Regions from separate parts of the Homo sapiens genome. Here region 2 is linked to region 1. Evidence: read pairs that join two places in POLR2A ChIA-PET (ENCODE). Cell type or tissue: PC-9. All regions are shown on one strand. Each heading gives the region's core, and the rest is flanking DNA. Links, peaks and the distances in the headings are about the cores only.

Evidence for each region. Peaks named below come from ENCODE experiments on the same cell type or tissue, not always from the same donor. Only the 100,000 strongest peaks of a DNase experiment are listed, where the experiment ranks them.
Region 2: POLR2A ChIA-PET joins it to region 1 with 6 read pairs; 20 of 35 experiments call an interaction of 5 or more read pairs at or near these places.

What each region holds. Positions count from the first base shown.
Region 1 is chr16:31,146,351-31,153,882 of GRCh38, forward strand. PRSS36 (serine protease 36) reads right to left here and starts at 3,716. Exons shown (of 15, transcript NM_173502.5): 1 at 3,649-3,716; 2 at 3,346-3,381; 3 at 3,113-3,148; 4 at 2,723-2,885; 5 at 2,045-2,325. The coding sequence starts at 3,685. RefSeq lists enhancers at 2,350-2,887, 2,888-3,423, 3,424-3,960. In PC-9, for the core only: no CTCF peak of the experiment used is centred there; a DNase peak (open chromatin) is centred at 4,151; H3K27ac peaks cover 1,967 bases.
Region 2 is chr16:31,203,180-31,210,711 of GRCh38, forward strand. PYCARD-AS1 (PYCARD antisense RNA 1) reads left to right here. Exons shown (of 2, transcript NR_102400.1): 2 at 1-273. Among named protein-coding and RNA genes, the nearest start is that of PYCARD, 4.2 kb to the left of the region's middle. In PC-9, for the core only: no CTCF peak of the experiment used is centred there; no DNase peak of the experiment used is centred there.

The DNA.
Region 1 (7,532 bases), core at 1,816-5,815:
CCTGTCTCCTCTCTCAACTCCCCTCCTCCAGTCAGTTCCCAGTTCATGAAAACCTCTCATTTGTGACGTCTTGGCATTCTAAACAACTACACTAGTTGAGGCTGCATAGCTTTGGGCCTGGATAACTGACCCAGCCTTCTGATCCACTCTTCACTTCAGCAATGAAGAGGAATGCTACTCAAGTTCAGTTCTGATCTCACCAAGAAAAATAAACGGATCACACTGTCTAAACTTGGTGCTGCAGCCCATCCTGCTTTTGACGGAAACAGCTTCAGGATCCAGAAAGGAGTAGGGGGTGGGGGGAAGTACAGACAGAACTCCTTCCCCAACTCACTCAGAATCTGAGGTCAAAGGCGCGGTGACTCACACCTGTAATTCCAGCACTTTGGGAGGCCGAGGCAGGTGGATCACCTGAGGTTAGGAGTTCAAAACTAGCCTGCCCAACATAGTGAAACCCTGTCTCTACTAAAAATACAAAAAATTAGCTGGGCGTGGTGGTGGGTGCCTATAATCCCAGCTACTTGGGAGATTGAGGCAGTAGAATCTGCTTGAAGCTGGGAGGCGGAGGTTGCAGTGAGCCTAGATCGCGCCGTTGCACTCCAGCCTGGGCAACAAGAGTGAAACTCTGTCTCAAAAAGAAAAAAAGAATTGATGAAAAAAAGAAAAGAATTTGAGGTCAGGTGATGGCTGAAGCTGTACTTGGGGCTCACCAGGGAAGTTGGGGATTGTCCTGGGCGTCCCTGGAGCTGGTGGGGTGCTCTGGCCCTCAGTCTGATCTTAAGGTCTTCATGGCCGGGCCACAGCAGCCTTTGCAGCCCAGGTGCCTGTACCCCTCTCACTCCAGCCTGGCATCCTGGCCCTTCTTCATCTAACATGACTTATCTGGGTCCACAGGGTGGCCTTCATCTCCCCCCATCTTCCTGCAATGTACCCTCTCTTCAAAAATCTCTGCAGAAATCTCCCTCTCTGGGTGCCCATTGTTAGGATGGCCTGGCCCCATTCACACAGACTTCCTGGGGCTCACAGTGACGCTTCCTCATCACCTCCTGCCCTGATGGGACCTCCACAAGCAGAGGCTGTAGCATCTTCCCCTGTAGCACCTACCCAAAGCCCCGAGGATGGGCACAGGTCTGACCACGGCTGATGTGGATATTTGTGGGGGCCCTGGGAGCATGGAAAGCTTGGGTGATGGGGATGATGGGGATGGAGATTTGGTCTATTCCCCCCCACCTTCTAACATAATGCGTGCTTATTTATTGAATTTGTTGCTTGTCTATCTCCTAGGATGTAAACTCTGAAAAGGCAGGATTTTGGCTTTTTATGTTCACTGGTGTCTCTCTAATGCCTAACACGGTGCCTGGCATGTAGAAGGTGCTCAAGAAATATCTTGAGTGAAAGAATGATTGAATGAATGATGGTGGGTAGGAAGAAGAGAGGAGGTGGGGAGTAGAGAGATGAGTGGGGGTGGATGGAATGAGAGGAAGGCGGATGGGAGGGAGGCACAGACTGGCATTTGCTGAATATCTATTATAGGCCAGCCTTATGCTGTAGTGCTTTACTATAGATTACCTGAGGTGAAATATGTAAAGTGCATTGGTTATTGCTATGCCAGGCACTGTACTATGAACTTTACATGGATTTTCTCATTTAATCCACTCAACCACCCCTTGAAGTGGGTATGGCTATTTTCCTCGTGTTACAGATGAGGAAATGTACTGGGTGAAGTGCTTTGTCTGACATGTTAGAGCTGGGATGGGAACCCTAGTCGGAGCCTAAACCCAGGAAAGAAAAAACTGGAAGGACAGGTAAGGAGGGAATGGGGTGCGTGTGGGTGATTCCGTGGTCTTAGTTTGAGAATCCTTGCAGGGAGAAGGCTACATGGAGATCGGTGTGGGATTCATCCACCGACCCGCAGAAACCTACCCTCCAACGCTCCCCGCAGGCTCCGCTCCGTGGCCCCACCTCCTGAGGCCCCGCCCTAGGAACCTCACCTCTCGAAGCCCCACCTCCCCGAGGCCCTCCCCTCTTGTCCCGTCCCACTCACCTGCCTCCTGGACGTCTCCCCAGCCGGTGGCCCAGCAGGCGGTGCCGTGCACGAAGCGGTGTGAGGCGCGGGGCAGGCAGACAGGCCACACGGCGGGGCCCAGGCTGGCGGGTGAGGCCAGGCGCAGCAGGGCCAGGTCGGCGCCCAGCTCCACTTGGCTGTAGTTGGCCGGCACCACGATGGCGGCCACTGCGCGGGTGTGCGCGCCGTCCAGGGGCCCGTCCTGGGAGTGCACGCCCAGCAGTACCGACCACTCGGCCGCGGGCTCCAGCGTCCCATTCCTGCGCTCGACCGGGGCAGTAGGAGGTTAGGTTGACCCTATGGAGGGGGCAGACCCTCGTTGGGGGCAGGGGCTCAGAGCCAGAGGGGCAGGTGCTATCCGATCCAGATTTGGTGCTGATACTCCTCAAAGGGGAAGAGCAAATCCGATTTGGAGCTGGTGGTGGGGGGGTCATTGGAAAGATGGGATTCAGACCCGGATATTGAGTGGAGTGGTGGGACCAGTCCGGCAGCCTTGCCCCACTCGGAACCATGATGCCTCGAATAGCACCTCGCTTTGGGGACAGCTTGGCTCCAAATTATCCTTGAGGACGGAAGTGGGGCGGGAGGAGGGGACCAACTGCGGGGGCGGGGGCCAGCTTTTGGCGGAGAGGGGCCAGGACCAGGGCGAATACTCACGTCATGAAACAGTGAGCAGCGGAGAGGACCCAGGAGGGGGCGATGAGGGAGCCCCCGCAGATGTGGCCACCTCCATGGTGCAGGCTCACTTGCCAAGGCCAGGTGCCCGGCTGCGCGTTTGAGCCCCCCACGATGCGGGCCGAGGGCTCAGGGCGCCCGCAGTCTGCAACGGGGAGCCGTGGAAGCCAAAGCTCCCCTCGGGTTCCCCACTCCAGAAGCCCAGGTAACTCAGGACGAAGGCCCGTCCTCCACCCACTTCAGTTTGCCCCTCTGAACAAAGAACATAGAGGACCCAGGCTTGTCTACATTTCTGGTCTTTTCCACCTCCCTCATGGCCTGACCAGCCTTAGCCTCCTTTAAGGTCTGAGGGTGCCAAGGCCTCTTCCTTACCCAGATCTTCAGGTTCTTCCTGGGTAGGACTGAGAGCTGGGAGCCAGAGGGGAAAGAGAGGAGGACACTTGTGACTTCCAGGCCTGCACCGCCCAGCCCCACTTCCTGCTCTCCAACCCCCGACCCTATCTTCCCACTTCCCTGTCCGTTCAGCAACCCCTGCCAGCACCCATGCCAGTCCTCTGGTCTTTTCTGCCTCTGCACGTGACTTTCCCCCAGTCCGGCTACCTTACCTGAGTCCTGGAAGGCTCCTGGGATGGGACTGATGACTGGAAAGACAGAGGTAGGCAGGAAGAGGCTGGCGACTCGCACTCAGTATGTGCCCTCCCTGACTCCCTCCCCCAGCCTCCTAGCCTCCGTCTCCCCAGGGCACCCAGGCCTCCCTCTCCCTCCTCTGATACATCCTCGCCTTCTGCTGCCTCACTTCCTTCTCTCTGACTTCCTGCTCCCCACACAGAAACCAGGAATCCTGCTCTCCAGCCCCCCAGATGCCAGGACCCAGGCCCTTTGCAGCCACTCTTGTCCCCTGAGGTTACCAAGCATCACAAGGGGGAGGAGCAGGTGCCGGGCCATGGCGCTAGAGTCAGCGGAGGCAGAGCCAAGTGAAGGTCTGCTCCCTGCAGGGCTCTGTCACTGCCCAGGCAGCCCGTGACTCCTGATGGTCCCAGGGGCAGCCCCACCCTCCCTGGCTGGAGCCCATCTCTGGGAATCTGAGAGGATCTGGGGCTGGAAGGGGGAAGCTGGGGAGCCTGAAGGCCCCACCCAGAGCCCTGCGCACATCTCATGTCTCTGGAGGCCCAGGGTGGGGGTGGAGGACAGGTGTCCTAGCTCCTGGACACCTGTTGGGTGGGAGAGGGAGGGATGAAAAACACTGCAGGCAAAGGTCAAAGAGGAGGACAGTGTTCTGTGTCCTTGGTGAGCAGTGGCCCTTAGGACAGGGGAAGTGGCCCCTCACGGGCATGACTCATCGGAGACCTCACCTCTGTTTGGGGTGCGGCTGCCCCAGTGGCTTGGCCTTTTCTTCTCACACAGCTCTGGTTACTGGAGCTGCTGGCCAGGTCTGGGACAGGAGCCCTAGGGAATTCAATCCCATCCCAACAAAAGGATCACAGATTCCAGCAGGTTGGGCAGGGCATAGGGACCCTGGGAGGGGGCTGGGCAGGCTGGCGAGGCTGAAAAAGCCTCCACCCTGCTCTGTGTTCCAGTGACAATGCTCTTAGCTGCCCTGTCACTTACTCTGTGTGACTTTGGGAAAGTAACCCAACCTCTTGGTGTGTATCAGTAAGAGCCAGTTTAAGGGACATATGACTTGGCCGAGCACGGTGGCTCACTCCTGTGATCCTAACACTCTGGGAGACTGAGGTGGGAGGATTGCTTGAGGCTAGGAGTTCAAGACCAGCCTGGTCAACATAGCAAGACCCCATCTCTACAAAAAATTAAAAAATACAAAAATTATGAACTGCAGGGCGTGGTGGTGCACGTCTGTATCCCAGCTACTCGGGAGATGAGGTGGGAGGATTGCTTGAGCCTGGGAGGTCGAGGTTGCAGTGAGCTATGATTGTGCCACTGCACTCCAGCCTGGGTGACAAAGCGAGACCCTGTCTCAACAACAACAACAAAAAGAAAAAAAAAAAGAAGAATAAGAAGAAGAAAGAAACATATGGCTCTTCAAAGAGGAGTTGAAGAGAGTTTAAGGAAGAAACTATTTATAGAAGTGTAGGCAGGGTCAAAGGAAACCAAAGAGGCTGGGTGGCTCACGGCTGTAATCCCAGCACTTTGGTAGGCCGAGGCGGGCAGATCACCTGAGGTCAGGAGTTCAAGACCAGCCTGGCTAACTTGGAGAAGCCCCATCTATACTAAAAATACAAAAATTAGCCGAGTGTGGTGGAACTCACCTGTAATCCCACCTATTAGGGAGGCTGAGGCAGATAAAAATGCTTGAACCCAGGACGTGGAGGTTGCAGTGAGCCAAGATAGCGCCGTTGCACTCTAGCCTGGGTGACAAGAGCGAACTCCGTCTCACAAAAAAAAAAAAAAAAAGGAAACCAAAGAGGGATGGTAACGCATCCTGGGGCCAGCAATAATAGAGAGCCCTTGCTACCTGCTGGCCTGAAGAGGCAGAGAGGGGGCAGTTACTGGAACCCAGCAAGAGCTGCAGCTATGGAAGAGATAGCTGTTAGGAGCCGTGGCCTTCAATAGAGAAATGCAGCCTTTACCAGCAGAGAGGGAGTGGGGAAAGAAAAATCCCCATCTCACTCTCATCTCATCCTCTCTATTTTTAATTAAACCAATTAAAAAATTTTAGAGACACGGTCTCACTCTGTCACCCAGGCTGGAGTGCAGTGCTGTGATTATAGCTCACTGTAACCTCGAATTCCTGGGCTTAAGCGATCCTCTGGCCTCAGCCTCCTGAGAAGCTGGGACTACAGGCACGCACCACCATACCCAGCTAATGTTTTTTATTTTTGTAGAGATGGGGTCTTATTATGTTGCCCAGGCTGGTCTCAAACTCCTGTCTCAAGCGATCTTGCTGCCTCAGTCTTCCAAAAGTGCTGGGATCCTCCCATCCTCTGATCACCCCCTGGCTCTTTTCATTGAAACCTCCCAGAGGCCAGAGTTCAAGGGAGACCATTATATGGTCCATAAAGGTCACTCTTAGGGAACAAATCAGGGTGGACAGCAGAAATGCAGGGTCAACCCAGGAATATTTACACATGTGTATCTATCTTCTTACTGATAATATCAATTAATAATAATATTGGTCTATGAGTCTAGTTGCCCTAGAAAACAGGCCTAGGCAAAGCCTGCATGCTTGTGCTTAATTGGGAGGTGCAATCCCAGGGTGGCAAGATTGAGGGAAAATGAGAAGTGAGCAGGAAGAGGGAAAATGCAAATTCAGCCACCCAGCAACGGACTGGGCTCAATTGATAAACCTGCTAGCCTTAGCCTGTCCACAGGAAACGATGGAGGTAAATTGAGTCTTAACTTCAGATTTCTTAACAATGAGAGCCTCCTCAGGCATTTGTTTAACTTGCTGCTTGGGTAGCTATTTGCCCTTCAAAGGATAAATAACCAATCATTTAACCAAAACTCAGAAAAATGAGGTAATGGGCAAAGGTAGGAAAGAAGAGAGTGCAAGTGTCATTGACGCAAAACATGCACGCCCTGGAGACCCTCACCGATACATTGCTTGCTCCAATTTAGTGGTTAATAAACATTTTGGAGCTGGGCGCGGTGGCTCATGCTGGTAATCCCAGCACTTTGGGAGGCCGAGGCAGGTGGATCATGAGGTCAGGAGTTCAAGACCAGCAGCCTGGCCAACATGGTAAAACCCTATCTCTACTCAAAATTAAAAAATTAGCTGGGCATGGTGGCATGTGCCTGTAATCCCAGCTACTCAGGAGGCTGAGACAGGAGAATGGCTTGAACCCAGGAGGCGGAGGTTGTGCTCAGCTGAAATCGCACCACTGCACTCCAGGCTGGGTGATAGAGTGAGACTCTGTCTCGAAATAAATAAATAAATAAATAAAATTTTGGGGCCAGGTGCAGTGGCTCAAGCCTGTACTAGTGCTTTGGGAGGCCAAGATGGGAGGATTGCTGGAGGCCAGGAGTTCTAGACCAACCTGGGCAGCATAACGCGATCCTGTGTGTGGTGGTGTGCACCTGTAGTCCCAGCTGCCCAGGGGTTTCTCCATGTTGGTCAGGCTGGTCTCAAACTCCTGACCTCAGGTGATCCACCTGCCTCGGCCTCCCAAAGTGCTGGGATTACAGGCATGAGCCACCGTGCCCAGCCAAGACAATGATTCTTAACCCTTTCCCCAACCCAGCAGACATGAGGAGTAGGACTTGCTCTGCTAAATAGCACAGACGTTGGCCAGGCGCGGTGGCTCACGCCTGTAATCCTAGCAGTTTGGGAGGCCGAGGCAGGTGTATCACCTCAGGTGAGGAGTTCGAGACCAGCCTGGCCAACATGGTGAAATCCCGTCTCTACTAAAAATACAAAAAATTAGCCGGGTGTGGTGGTGGATGCCTGTAATCCCAGCCACTTGGGAGGCTGAGGCAGGAGAATCGCTTGAACCCGGGAGGCAGAGGTTGCAGTGAGCTGAGATTGCACCATTACACTCCAGCCTGGGCAACAAGAGCAAAACTCCATCTCAAAAATAAATAGATAAATAAATAAATAAGTATAAAAAAATAAATAGCACAGAGGCTCGCCAAAGCAATGGATCTTATGGGAGGAAGGAGAACATTTTCTTGTAGGGAGACAGATTGGAATTTCTGGAGGAGCAAGTGCAGTTTGCAAAAGCTGCCCAGGTGATTCTTATGGTTTCACCACTCTAAGATGCCCTTGATTGCAACTAGCAGCCAAGGTAAGGAGGGAAGCTCAAGCAGGAGTCTCTCTCTTCCAGGTTCAAGGACA
Region 2 (7,532 bases), core at 1,379-5,378, 56 kb after region 1:
CTCCCTCAATTCCACATACTGGGGAAAAATGAGTTGTACAAAAGGGCAGAGAGTGCAAATCTCTCTGAGCTTCAGTTTCATTTTCTACGACATGGGGATAACCCTCCGGTGCTTATAAATATTCCAGCATAACATGGCCAACCCGATGGCTCCCGAAACCTTGCCAGATGCTTCCTAGGGGAGCCAGAATTTGATCCCAACACTGATTAAAAAAAAGAAAAAAGAAAGAGAGACAGCCTCCAGGAGATTAAAGACCATGAACTTGAAGCCATACAGTTCTTTGTTTGAATCCTGACTCTACTTCCCAAGGGGGATATTTGGAATCCTTTATTTTTCCCTCTCATCTGGGTTGTAACAATCACTGTTCCTTGTAGTCATACGACCCTGACATATTATACGTTTATATGCTTATTGGACATTCATCCCTCTCTAAAATGTGAGGCCTATGAGCATCGGAGACCTTAACTGTCTTATTCTTTGCTGAATTCCTAGCGTCAAGAATGTACCTGGAAATAGCTGTGTGTGGTGGAGGGCGCCTGTAATCCTAGCTACTAGGGCGGCTGAGGCATGAGAATCGCTTGAACCTCGGAGGCAGAGGCTACAGTGAGCCAAGATTGCACCACTGCACTCCAGCCTGGGTGACAGAGCTAGATTCCATCTGAAAAAAAAAAATGTATCTGGAACACATTAGGTGCTGAGTAAAGATTTGCTGAGTGAAGGAATGAATGAGGCTGTGATGCCTGCAGCATGTTGTATTCAAAAGCTTCCAGCATGGCTGGGTGCAGTGGCTCATCACGCATGTCATCTCAGTGCTTTGGGAGGCTGAGGCCGGAGGGTCACTTGAGCCCAGGAGGTTGAGGGTGCAGTGAGCTATGATTGTGCCACTGCACTCTGTGCCACTCGGCAACAGACACCTTGTCTCAAAAACAAACAAGACAACCAGGATGGGCCGGGCACGGTGACTCATGCCTGTAATCCCAGCATTTTGGGAGGGCGAGGTGGGTGATCAGGAGTTTGAGACCAGCCTGGCCAACAGAGTGAAACCCCATCTCTACTAAAAATACAAAAATTAGCCGGGCGTGGTGGCAGGTGCCTGTAATCCCAGCTACTGGGGAGGCTGAGGCAGGAGAATCGCCTGAACCCGTGAGGTGGAGGTTGCAGTGAGCTGAGATCACACCATTGCACTTCAGCCTGGGCAACAAGAGCGAAACTCCATCTCAAAACAGGAACAAAAACAAACAAACAAAAACCACGATGGGGAGCAGTGCTCTGCTACCCTGCTGAAAGCCTTTTTGTTGTTGTTGTTGTTGTTGTTTGTTTTTTCTTTTGAAGACAGGACCTCACTCTGTTGCCCAGGCTGGAGTACACCGGAGGGATTGTGGCTCACTGCAGCCTTGAACTCCTGGGCTCAAGCAATTCTCTCACCTCGGCCTCCTGAGTACCTGCGACTACAGTTGTGCCACCATGCCTGGCTAGTTTTTAAAATTTTTATAGAGAATGGGTTTCCCTATGTTGTTCAGGCTGGTCTCAAAGTCCTGGGCTCAGCAGTCCTCCTGCCTTGGCCTCCCAACATGCTAGGATTACAGGTGTGAGCCACTGTGCCTGGCCTTGCTCCCCATCCTTGTAGCATGTGGGCTGGGGTAAGCTGTGTGCCAACATCCTCACCATGGGTGGCACTTGTGGTCCAACAGCCAGTGTTCCTTGGCTCATGGATGTTTATCATGCCTTCTCACTGGCCTTTATCCTTCCAGAATCTCCATTTCCTTTTGTGCACTGTGGCCAGAAGGATACATCTTCCTAACCCACACATATGATCCTGCACCTGCCTGGCTCAGAGACCCCCTCATGACTCCCCAGTGCCCTCAAACTCAAGTCCCAAGCCCTTGGCTTGGCCTTCAAGGTCCTTGCCAACCTCTTCAGCTGCCCCTTCCAGCTTGCTGATCCGTGAACCTCCGCCCCTGTGGGAGCTGCTCTCTGCTTGGCCTCTTTTTCCTCCTGGTCTACTTGGTGAGTTCCTGCCTGTCTTCTGACGTTCATCAGGCATCACTTTTTCTTTTCTGCTTTTATTTTAGAGATGAGGTCTCACTCTGTTGCCCAAGCTGGAGTGCAGTGCGCAATCATAGCTCATTGTAGCCTCGAACTCCTGGGTTCCAGCGATCCTCCCACCTCAGCTTCCTGTGTAGCTGGAACTACGGGTGCATGCCACCATGCTCAGCTAATTTTTTAATTTTTTTGTAGAGATGGGGTCTGGCTATGTTGCCCAGGCTGATCTCCAACACCTGGGCTCAGCGATCCTCCTGCCTTGGCCTCCCAAAGCACTGGGATTACAGGTGTGAGCCAACACACCCAACCTAGGAGTCACCTCTTCTAATAAATAATAGAAATAAGCCTTTAGTCTGCAGTCCTTCGCATGCCTCCTTCCTTCCTTCCCTCCTTTCCTTCTTTTGTTTTTCCCTTTCTCTCTCTCTCTGTTTTTTTTTTTTGAGATGGAGTGTTGCTCTGTTGCCAGGCTGGAGTGCAGTGGCGTGATCTCGGCTCACTGCAACCTCCACCTCCCAGGTTCAAGCGATTCTCCTGCCTCAGCCTCCCAAGTAGCTGGGACTACAGGTGCGCACCACCACACCCAGCTAATTTTTGTATTTTTAGTAGAGATGAGGTTTCACCATGCTGGCCAGGATGGTCTTGATCTCTTGACCTTGTGATCTGCTCGCCTCTGCCTCCCAAATTAGTGGGATTACAGGCATGAGCCACCACACTCGGCCTCTCTTTTCTTTCTTTCTTTCTTTCTTTCTTTCTTTCTTTCTTTCTTTCTTTCTTTCTTTTTCTTTCTTTCCTTTCTTTCTTTCTTTCCCTTTCTTCCTTCCTTCCTTCCCTCCCTTCCTCCCTCCCTCCCCTCCTCTTTCTTTCTTCTTTCTCTCTTTCTATCTCCTCTTTATTTCCTTCCTTCCTTCCTTCTTTCCTTCCTTTCTGTCTCTTTCTTTCTCTTTCTTTCCTTCCTTCCTTCTCTCCCTTCCTCCCCCCTCCTTTCCTTCTTTCCTTCCTTCCTCCCTTCCCTTTCCTTCCTTCCTCTCTTTCTTCTTTCCTCTCTTTCTTTTCTTTTCCTTCCTTTCTTCCTTCCTTCTCTCCCTCCCTCCCTCCCCCTCTCCCTCCCTTGCTCCCTCCCTCCCTCCCTTCCTTCCTCCTTCTTCTTTCTTTCTTTCTTCTTTCCTCTCTTTCTTTCCTTTCCCTCCCTCCCTCCCTTCTTCCCTTCCTTCCTTTCTTTTCTTTTTCTTTTTCTCTCTCTTTTTTTTTTTATTTTTTTGAGATACGGTCTCAGTCTGTTGCCCAGGCTGGAGAGCAATGGCATGATTATAGCTCACTACAGCCTTGACCTCCTGGGCTTAAACGATCCTCCCATGTCAGCCTCCCAAATAGCTGATACTACAGGTGTGCACCACGATGCCCAGCCAATTTTTGTAATATATATGTTTTTAGACAGAATCTTGCTCTGTCACCCAGGCTGGAGTGCAGTGGTGCAATGTCCCCTTACTGCAACCTCTGCCTCATGGGTTCAAATGATTCTTGTGCTTCAGCTTCCTGAGTAACTGGGATGACAGGCGTGAGCCATCATGCCCAGCTAACTTTTGTATTTTTAGTAGAGATGGGGTTTTGGCATGTTGCCCAGACTGGTCTCGAACCCCTTGGCTCAAGCAATCTTGCCTGCCTTGGCCCCCCCAGGTACTGGGATTACCGGCGTGAGCCACCATGCCCAGCCCACGTGCATTATTTCTAAGCCTTATAGCAATCCCTTTGAGATAGGGAATCATGGCCCCACTTTGTAAATGAGAAGATAGGTTCAGAGAGGTGGAAGGGCTTGTCCAAGGTCACATTCCAGCACAGAGCTTGGCACAGATCCAGCCTTGATAAGCTGTTGTAGAATGACACAAGAATCCTAGAATCTAGAATCATCGAAACCTGCTCTTTTCACTTTGGTAGAATTGGAAGAGCTTTGGGTGTTTGATCCATTTAAAAATGATTGCCTGATTCAATCCCTACAACGCAGAGCAGGGGTCCCCTTTGCCATGTGGCCTCCTGCCTGCATCTCCAGAGCCCTTGTTTGGATGGGGTGGCCTTTGCTTTAGGTAAAACAAATGTGATGCCTTACAACGGAAACTTTGGGGCTGCAGGAAAATGCACCTACAGGAGTGTGTGTATGTGTGTGTATATGCGTGTGTGTGAGTGAGTGATGCCTCTCTCCTCCTCACACTCAGCTTCTTGGTAGAGAGGAGGTGAGCATGTGAGTCCCCGTGGGGTGAAGCTCTCCTTACTTCTGAGCATCACCACCCAGGTCCTTCCTTTGGGGCCCAGCTTGCCCCTGGCATCTGACCCCAGTTACGTCCTACTGATACACACATTCAGATGGAGACGGGGAAGCTCCTGGCTGTGATTGTCACCTGCCGTCACCTCAGAGCAAGTGTTAGCACTTCGGTGAGATGTCACAGGGAGGCAAGGGACAAGGGACTGGGGAAATGCAGCCGTTTCTCTCGGAGAACTGGAAGCCTCCCTCCTGCAGCAGTTTCAGGTCGGAGCTCAGTGAGAACAAGTGACATCTTTTGGCAGGTGCATGTGCTCTGTGAGCAGACTGTAAATTCTTTTGTTGCTTTTGTTTTGGAGACAGGGTCAGGCTCTGTCGCCCAGCCTGGGGTGTAATGGCACCCTCCCGGCTCACTGTAGCCTCAACTTCCCAAGCCCAAGTGATCCTCCCATTTCTGCCTCCCAAGCACCTGGGACCATAGGCATGTGCCACCACGCCTGGCTAATTTTTGTATTTTTTTGTAGAGACGGGGTTTCACCACGTTGCCCAGGCTGATCTCGAACTCTTGGGCTCAAGCAATCTGCCCGCGTCGGCCTCCCAAAGTGCCAGGATTATAGGCGTGAACCACCGTGCCCGGTCTGACCCTCCCCTCTTTCTGGATGCGAGCTCCAAGAGCTGAGTTTTGACCCCTGACAGGAAAGAGCCTCCAGTTCTCAGCCCAGGCTCACCCTTGCCCCCCTGGACAGGAGCCAGAGTGGTTGGTGGAATTAGGATGCCTGCTTCCTGGGTGTGACCCCTACCCCCACAACAAAGTAACACCTTGATTGCTGGAGCCAGATTGCTTCTCCTGGGGCAAGAAGGACCACAGACTGCCAGGACGTTGGGCAAGTCATTTAGCCCTTGTGCCCCATGGCCTCCCTGTAGGAAAGTGAAAGCGTTGTTATGAGGCTGCAATGAGTTCAGAATTGTGAAGAGCTGGTGCAGTGGCTCACACCTGCAATCCCAGCACTTTGGGAGGCTGAGGCGGGCAGATCACCTGAGGTCAGGAGTTCAAGACCTGTCTGGCCAATATGGTGAAACCCTGTCTCTACTAAAAACACAAAAATTAGCTGGGCATGGTGATGGGTGCCTGTAACCCCAGCTACTCGGGAGGCTTATGCAGGAGAATTGCTTGCCTCCGGGAGGTGGTTCAAGCGCTGTACTCCAGCCTGTGAGACAAGAGTGAGACTCTGTTTCAAAACAAAATAAAAGAGCTCGGCATGGTGGCTCACACCTGTAATCCTAGCACTTTGGGAGGCCGAGGTGGGTGGATTGCCTGAGCTTGGGATTTTGAGATCAACCTGTGCAATATGGCGAAACCCCATCTCTACTAAAACACAAAAATTAGCTGGGCGTGTTGGTGTGTGCCTGTAATCCTAGCACTTTGGGAGGCTGAGGTGGAATAATCGCTTGAACTTGGGAGGCAGAGATTTCAGTGAGCTGAGATGGCCCCACTGCACTCTAGCCTGGGTGACAGAGTGACTCCATCTCAAAAAAAAAAAAAAAAAAAACAAACAAAAAACAAAACAACTTACTTGTTGCATCTTTACAGAAATACATAGTCTTGATACTAATCCTTACATGATTCTCATTTTATAGGTGAGAAAATCAGGTTAAGCGACTTGCCCAAGGTCACACAACAAGGAAATTCTAGTCAGGACTGGAACCTGGAAGTGACAGTCACTGCTTCCTAAGCCCTTGGGTGCCAGCACACTGTCCCTGTTTATGTGGCATATTTTTTTTTCTTTCTTTTTTTTTTTTTTTTTTTGAGACTGAGTTTTGTTCTTATTGCCCAGGCTGGAGTTCAATGGCTCGATCTCAGCTCACTGCAACCTCTGCCTCCTGAGTTCAAGCAATTCTCCTGCCTCAGCCCCCCAAGTAGCTGGCGTTACAGGCACCAGCCACCATGCCCAGCTAATTTTATAATTTTAGTAGAGATGGGGTTTCACCATGTTGGTCAGGCTGGTCTTGAACTCCTGACCTCAAGTGATCCCCCCACCTCGGCCTCCCAAAGAGCTGGGATTACAGGTGTGAGCCACTGCACCCGGCCTATGTGGCATATTTTTCAGTTTAATCCTCATGACAACTCTATGGGATGGTTTTTTTTTTCTTTTCTTTCTGAGACAGGGTTCAAGCAATTCTCCTGGCTCAGCCTTTGGAGTAGCTGGGACTATGGGACTACAGGCGTGAGCCACTATACTGTTTTGTTTGTTTGTTTGTTTTTGGTAGAGACGGGGGTCTCGCTGTGTTGTCCAGGTTGGTCTTGAACTTCTGGACTCAAGTGATCCTCCCACCTTGGCCTCCCAAAGTGCTGGGATTACAGGTGTGAGCCACCACACCCAGCCAGGATGGTGTTATTTATCCACATATTGTATTTGAACGTGCTGAGGCCCAGAGAGGCAGGTGATTTTCCCAGGGGTGCCCAGCATGAGCTCATGAAGTCAGCATTCAGGACTTGCTTCTGTAGCAGCCCTGACTAGGGCTTTCTGGCCTCTCTCTGCATGTACCCAATAATTAGGAGCTCTTACCTTCCAAGGCACTCATTGCTTGAGCTGTTGGGAAACTTTCCCTTAGGACAAGCTGAAATCTATCCCTAGCTCTTTAGGTCTGAGGGACCTCATAGGGCCAGCTATACCGGTTTACCACTCCCTCCTTCCCTGCACATGGCTTATTGCCTCTTCTTGTTCTCAGTCTGCTTAAGACAATCAATGTTCCTTCCGTGGATCAGAGGCCAGTCCTGGCCCATCTGCAGGGAAGGATTGAATTGACTATCACCCACCTGTCTTAGACACCCACTCCTATAGATGACAGCAGGACCTTCAGTCCCAACTTGGCAATATTGGAAACTCTGGATGAGATTTAAGTTCTGGAAGTTGAGTTTTTGAGCATGAGCAACTTGTGGTTTCAGAGACCAGCTCCAGATATACCCTCTTTCAAACCTCTTCCTATTGCTAACACAAGGCTGCGTCTGAGCCATCAAGAATGGAAGAGAAGAAATCAGGGGCTTTTAGCCAGGCATGGTGGTGAACACCTGCGGTCCCCGTTACTCAGGAGGCTGAGGTGGGAGGATCACTTTAGCCTGGGAGGTCGAGGCTGTAGTGAGCTATGATTATAACATTGCACTCCAGCCTGGGCGACACAGTGAGACCTCAGAGACTTAAGGACAAAGAAGGTGGGGACACAAAACTCCCCTGGATTT